Linked DNA regions of Homo sapiens: region 2 is linked to region 1. The links are chromatin contacts, found by Hi-C or POLR2A ChIA-PET in ENCODE. All regions are on one chromosome and are shown on one strand. The core of a region is the stretch at or near the end of the contact, and the rest is flanking DNA. Distances in the headings are between cores, read along the strand shown. Region 1 holds the start of YLPM1 (YLP motif containing 1). Region 2 holds the start of RBM25 (RNA binding motif protein 25).

What was found. Hi-C counts contacts between places; a loop is a spot of excess contacts on that map. ChIA-PET counts read pairs that join two places held with the same protein, here RNA polymerase II (POLR2A). Pooled maps may share reads with other maps.
Region 2: a map of B cell shows a loop between it and region 1 (11-fold over the local background). The contact joins the promoter of RBM25 here to the promoter of YLPM1 in region 1. A Hi-C loop is called at or near these places in 3 of 168 maps with a recorded cell type or tissue (B cell, CD8-positive, alpha-beta T cell and naive thymus-derived CD4-positive, alpha-beta T cell), 1 of 37 single-sample maps with no recorded cell type and 9 of 50 pooled maps. POLR2A ChIA-PET finds 5 or more read pairs at or near these places in 3 of 52 experiments (CD4-positive, alpha-beta T cell, CD4-positive, alpha-beta memory T cell and activated T-cell).

Annotation. Positions count from the first base shown.
Region 1 is chr14:74,761,747-74,764,869 of GRCh38, forward strand. It overlaps YLPM1 (YLP motif containing 1), which reads left to right and starts at 1,570. Exons shown (of 21, transcript NM_019589.3): 1 at 1,570-2,616. The coding sequence starts at 1,744. RefSeq lists an enhancer at 1,278-1,617.
Region 2 is chr14:73,056,855-73,059,977 of GRCh38, forward strand. It overlaps RBM25 (RNA binding motif protein 25), which reads left to right and starts at 1,680. Exons shown (of 19, transcript NM_021239.3): 1 at 1,680-1,851. It overlaps RBM25-AS1 (RBM25 antisense RNA 1), which reads right to left and starts at 2,599. Exons shown (of 2, transcript NR_184256.1): 1 at 2,422-2,599; 2 at 1-1,903. RefSeq lists enhancers at 957-1,921, 993-2,192, 1,245-1,784.

The DNA.
Region 1 (3,123 bases), core at 320-2,819:
GAAACAAACAATCCACTTTTAGTTTTCTGTTTCTCTCTTTTTTTTCTTTTTTGAGATGGAGTCTCGCTCTGTCACCCAGGCTGGAGTGCAGTGGCACGATCTCAGCTCACTCCAACCTCTGCCTCCTGGGTTCAAGTGATTCTCCTGCCTCAGCCTCCTGAGTAGCTGAGATTACAGGTGAGCACCACCACGCCTGGATACTTTTTGTATTTTTAGTAGGCATGGGGTTTCACCATGTTGACCAGGCTGGTCTTGATCTCCTGACCTGGTGATCTGCCTGCCTCAGCCTCCCAAAAGTGTTGGGATTACAGGAGTGAGCCCCCGCGCCCTGCCTCTGCGTTTCTTTTCTGTCTATGAAATTATCCCGATTGTTCTGCTCATTGGAACACTGTTTCTGCTTTATAGAATGAGACGTTGCCCAATTCTAGAATAGCAGGTAAAAGTTAATTAAGATCTTTAAACTAAATTTGTTGTAATTTTGTCTTTTGACATGTAATTTTCTGTATATTCGTTATACTTCAATAAAAAGTTAAAAGAAACATAACTAAATTTCTATTTGAAAACAGAAGCTCTTCCTTTTGAAGGATGCCTTGCTGCTCCACTTTCCATTCACATTCACCTCCTGAGAGAGGTGAAGATCTGGGTTGCTAAGATGGAAGAAAGGTCAATTATTTGCATGTTACTCAAGTGATGCACTGACACAATATTCTCACAGTTCTCCCTCCCCCCGCCCCCCCCCACACACCCAAAAGAATTCAGTGTATTAGCTTTGCTTTTTAGTGATTCACTCAAGCTAAAGTAAGAGTTTATGTCTGGTATTACGTTGAGAGCTTTTGGAAGATTATCTTCCAGGTTGTCTTTAGACCATCTTTGTATCTGGTTTTTGCTCTCTTTGCTTTTGCTCTGAGATTCTGCAACACCGATTTATATGTGTTGAGACAGTCTAAAAAATTCCATTTCTCCCCTTCTACAATTCCTGCAGATGTTACTCACTATATGTCTGCAGGAATTGGTGTAATCTTACACTCTGCCTTGAAAACACCTTTCCATTCTTCACAGCTTTGTTCCCAGTTGAATTTCTGGGGAGAATTGAGTTAGGTCTATTCATTTAATTTGGGAGAAACTGACATCTTTACAATTTTTCCTCTTTTCACCCAGGATCATGGTAAGCCTCTCCATTATTTGAAGTCTAATTTCATCCTACTTGGATATGCTTCTTTATGACTCTGTAGCTTTCTACATATAAGTCCTACATCTTTCTTGTTAGAGTTTTTCCTAGTTGCTTTATGTTTTTTTGTTGTTGTTGCGATTGTTGCTATTGTGAATGGAACCTTTTTTTTTTTTCATTCAAAAATGAACCCGTGGAGCGATAGGATCTCTACCACCTCTTTCGGCTGTGAGACTCTATGGTTTTTCAGTTCTATGAGAACATTCTACTGGAGCCTACATTATCTGAACCCAAAGGAAGATGGCAACCACGAGTCGCCAAGTAAAGGACCGCTCTATCTCGCCTTTGTTCTCCTCTCGGTGGTTACTGCGCAGACGTAGTCGCCCAAGTCGCGTCCCCGCCTTCCCGGTCGCGGGCCCAGCTCGGGAGCGCCGGCGCACTGGCGCGCTCCGTTTACACGCTCCGGGGCCTGTAGGCGCCGCGAGTTCCGGCTGTCGCCGTCGCCGCCGCGGCTCCTGGAGGTCGGTTGCGACGAGTAACGGCGCCAGGACGAGCCCTGCGCCTTCTTTTTCGATATGTACCCGAATTGGGGCCGGTATGGCGGGAGCAGCCACTATCCGCCGCCACCGGTCCCACCGCCGCCGCCAGTGGCGCTTCCTGAGGCCTCGCCGGGGCCCGGGTACTCGAGCTCGACGACTCCCGCGGCCCCCTCCTCCTCGGGCTTCATGAGCTTCCGCGAACAGCACTTGGCGCAGCTCCAGCAGCTGCAGCAGATGCACCAGAAGCAAATGCAGTGCGTGCTTCAGCCCCACCACCTTCCTCCGCCCCCTCTGCCGCCCCCGCCAGTGATGCCGGGGGGCGGCTACGGAGACTGGCAGCCGCCACCGCCACCGATGCCCCCGCCACCCGGGCCGGCCCTCAGCTATCAGAAGCAGCAGCAGTACAAACACCAGATGCTCCACCACCAACGAGACGGGCCTCCTGGTTTGGTTCCAATGGAGCTGGAATCCCCCCCTGAATCTCCCCCTGTGCCGCCTGGGTCCTATATGCCCCCATCTCAGTCTTACATGCCCCCACCTCAGCCGCCACCCTCTTACTACCCCCCGACCTCATCTCAGCCCTACCTGCCTCCTGCTCAGCCGTCCCCTTCGCAGTCCCCACCTTCCCAATCCTACCTGGCGCCCACCCCTTCTTACTCATCCTCCTCCTCTTCCTCGCAATCCTATTTGAGCCATTCCCAGTCCTACTTGCCCTCTTCTCAGGCATCTCCTTCCCGCCCCTCCCAGGGCCATTCTAAATCCCAACTACTAGCTCCACCACCACCGTCCGCCCCCCCTGGAAATAAGACAACTGTCCAGCAAGAGCCTTTGGAGAGTGGGGCCAAAAACAAGAGTACTGAACAGCAGCAAGCCGCCCCTGAGCCAGATCCCTCTACGATGACTCCACAGGTAAGAAAGCATCTGCCTGAACCTCATCTTTCACCTAGAGGGCCCTGAATGAGCAGGCCTCAGGGCTTTAACCAGTGGTTAGTCTAATTCCAACACACAATGACTAGCTAACACTCCAAAGGATTCCGTAAGAGTCAGAGGGCTGACAGCTCAGCTTTTTAATTAGCTAGATGTGAATTACCAAAAAAACAGCGTTTGTAGATGTGTATGGATTACATACAGTGGTGGGGTGGCTCAAAAGTTACCTCTCAGATACATTCCTTGGTTTCTTTGACCATCCTCTTAGATTTTGTTGCTGTTGCAAATAGATTTTGTTGCAGAGGGTCTTGTTTTAAAATTGTATTTTAAACGAAAGTTTCCATTTGAGAGAAAGCATGAAAAAGAGGCCTCGCCAAGGGCTGACACTTGAATGTTTGTAAACTTTATGATTAGTTAGCTTCTTTTAAAAATATTACTTAGGGGCCAGGGATAGTTGTCAGCTTCCTGAATTAAGAGGTTTCAGAAAAA
Region 2 (3,123 bases), core at 430-2,929, 1.7 Mb before region 1:
AACAATAAATAGCATTATAGAGTAGCACTATAAAAACTATAAATTTGAATAGCACTTTACTGAACAAAGTACAAACATACATAAGTTAATTTCGTCTCCCAAGTAACTGGGACTACAAGCACTCGTCATCACGCACGGCCAAAGGTATTATTAACTTTAGTTAATGGTAAGGAAACCTAGCAAGCAGAAGTATAGAAGGATGTAAATTTTGCAGATGGTAGTAATTAGTGCTACTTTCTCATTTGTGCTCCCACTAAATTTTGTGTTCTATTGGTACTCATCATATGTTAATCATTTCTTTTCTTTTCTTTTCTTTTTTTTTGAGACAATGTCTCACTTTGTTGCCCAGGCTGGAGTGCAGTGGTGCCATCTCGGCTCACTGCAACCTCCGCCTCCAGGGTTCAAGCGATTCTCCTGCCTCAGCCTCCCGAGTAGCTGGGATTACAGGCGCCTGCCACCACGCCTAGTTTATTTTTGTATTTTCAGTAGAGACGGGGTTTTGCCATGTTGGCCAGGGTGGCCTCGAACTCCTAACCTCAGGTGATCCACCCGCCTCGGCCTCCCAAAGTGCTGGGGTTACAGGCGTGAGCCACCGCGCCCGGCCGGTAATCATTTCTGTCACTCAACAAATATTTATTGAGCGCTTGCTATGTACCAGGACCTGTTCTTGCACAAAACAGGCAATCCATGCATTGCTTACATTCACATTCTAGTGGGGGTAGTGACGGACCATAAAATCAGCAAGAAAAATGTATGTTATGATAGATGGTTATGAGTGCTTTAGAGTAAAATTAAGTAGGGGAGGCAGGCAGGAAGTGTGTAGTATGTTTCAATTTTATATTAGGCTGGTCATGGTTTGTCATCTATTTCACCTGGCTCACAGTTCTTGCAGGACAGGAACAAATCTCACTTCCATTTGCCTTCATACTTCCAGCACTTAACACAGCACCAGGAACTCAGGGAGGCAATAACTTTATACTGAATCCGTTTTATGCCTTCCTAGAGGCAAGCAGTTGAGAAAGGCGTGTAACTAGATATTGCCTATAAGGTCCACAATTGGAATAACGTAATCATTTATGATTAATTTTATTCATTTCCATTAACTTAAGCTAAGTTCTTTTAGCACGTTTAGATTACAGAACGAAAGCTGTGTTAACTAGTATTACAGGACTTTTCACGTTTTTCCAAACATCTTCTAGCCACCTCTTTGGCCCTACAACTACGCATAAGCTTTTGCTTTTCAAAAAACCTCCACAGCCTTTGCCAATTATTTGTTGATCTCGAGTAGTTGTTATAACAGCACTTGGGGTTTAACACTAAGGTTGCAGATCGCGCCCAGTTATCAGTTCCTCGAACCTCAAGGAATCACAAAGCAAGGTTCCACCCCCCGAAAAACTACGAAAAGTGAGAAAGCCTCTAACACTCCTCGCGCCGTGCCCAGCCGGAACCTTGACCTCAAGATGGCGTCCCGTAGTCGTAAGATTCAGTCGGCTCCAATCAAACATGGTGGGTCATAATTTACAGTTCGGGCCTTTCTAGTAACCGCTAGACGCTGCTTCTCTATGGTTATTCGTCTCGGCTTGGTGAGTCAGAGCCAACAGCGGAGACGATCTATATACGTTCTTCTCTATGGTTCCGCGCTCCCCGCCCCCGGCCGCAGTGCACGCCGGGCAAGAGGAAGACCTCCATCAGCTCGCCGCGCAGCGCGGCTGTATTTGCGGCCTGTGCGAGTAGGCGCTTGGGCACTCAGTCTCCCTGGCGAGCGACGGGCAGAAATCTCGAACCAGTGGAGCGCACTCGTAACCTGGATCCCAGAAGGTCGCGAAGGCAGTACCGTTTCCTCAGCGGCGGGTGAGTTTGTGTCTCTGAACGCGTGTGGAAACCGGGAGACCGGGTGCCTCAGCTGGTGGAGGAGGAAAAGCCGGGGTGGCTGCGAAAGCGCCAGGGTGGGGTAGAGGTAAGGGGGAGCGCGGAGGCGGGGGTGGGGGAGGGGTCGGCACGAGGCTTGGTTTCTTCTCTTCTCTAAGGCCTGGAAAAGCTGTGGGCCCAGCCGTAGCTGGTGGAGGCCAGACCTACGGCTTGAGCTTTCCGTCTTGCATTGTCGCCCACTTTCCCTTTCCCTTCCACGTTCCGCCGCGGAGTGAATCGTCTCTGCCCCCCCTGGGCTCCACGTTAGATACAAAACGATCGATCTGCCCCAGGGGAGCCCTTCCCTGAGCCCCCTTACTTACCGGAGCCCCACAGTAGGTTTTCGGGCCTGGGACACTCTCGCCCCAGCCGTTGCCTTGAAGTTAGCCTCTACCCACCCTTTTTAGCGAGGTGCTGGCCACCAACGGATATCTTTCCCTTCCTCTTTGGCCATCTAGAGCCCGCCACCAAGTGAACTGGGCCCCACCCCCTTGGAATTGAGCTAATACCTACCTTTTTAGCAGTCTCCTGGCTTGCTTAAGATAGTCATGAATTTTGCCATCCTGCCTCTTTTGCGCATTGGAGGGTGCAGTAAACTGTATATCGCCATTCATTCTAGGCGATTACTAAGCTCCACATTAAAATGTTACTTTCTCATTTTTCTTTGGTCGTCAATCCTGCTTTTAAATACGGTTTTCCGGAATAGACGTAGGACTATGAAGATTTTTCGGAGGTTATGTAATATGGATTTGTATTGCCATGGAAATGCCATTTTGATACTGGGCAGAGTGGAGCCAAGAGAAGGGAAGAGATTGGACCTCTGTTGCACCCTACTGCTGTATTAGTGTGAAGTACTCTGTGTATTAGGCCGTGGGCAGTAATGTATAAATAATTTTTGTATAGTCTTTGGAGCTTTTAATTTTTTTAAAGGCTATTTCCAAAAACATTCAGAGGACTTGAAAGGGATTAAGTTGGTCATAAGTTACTCATGATTCAAGTGAATCTTATAGTATTCTAATTCATTTAACTTAAAGCCTTGGTTTTTCTTTTTCTTTTTTCTTTTAAGCTTTGGTTTTTGTTCCTCTGTAAAATGAATTTATAGTAGTATCTATACGTTATTGGGGTTGGGGATTGAGAAAAACGTATGTAAAATCCTTCGTGCAGTATCCAGGTAACACACATAAGCATTTAAATCTATATTGACATAATTTGTTA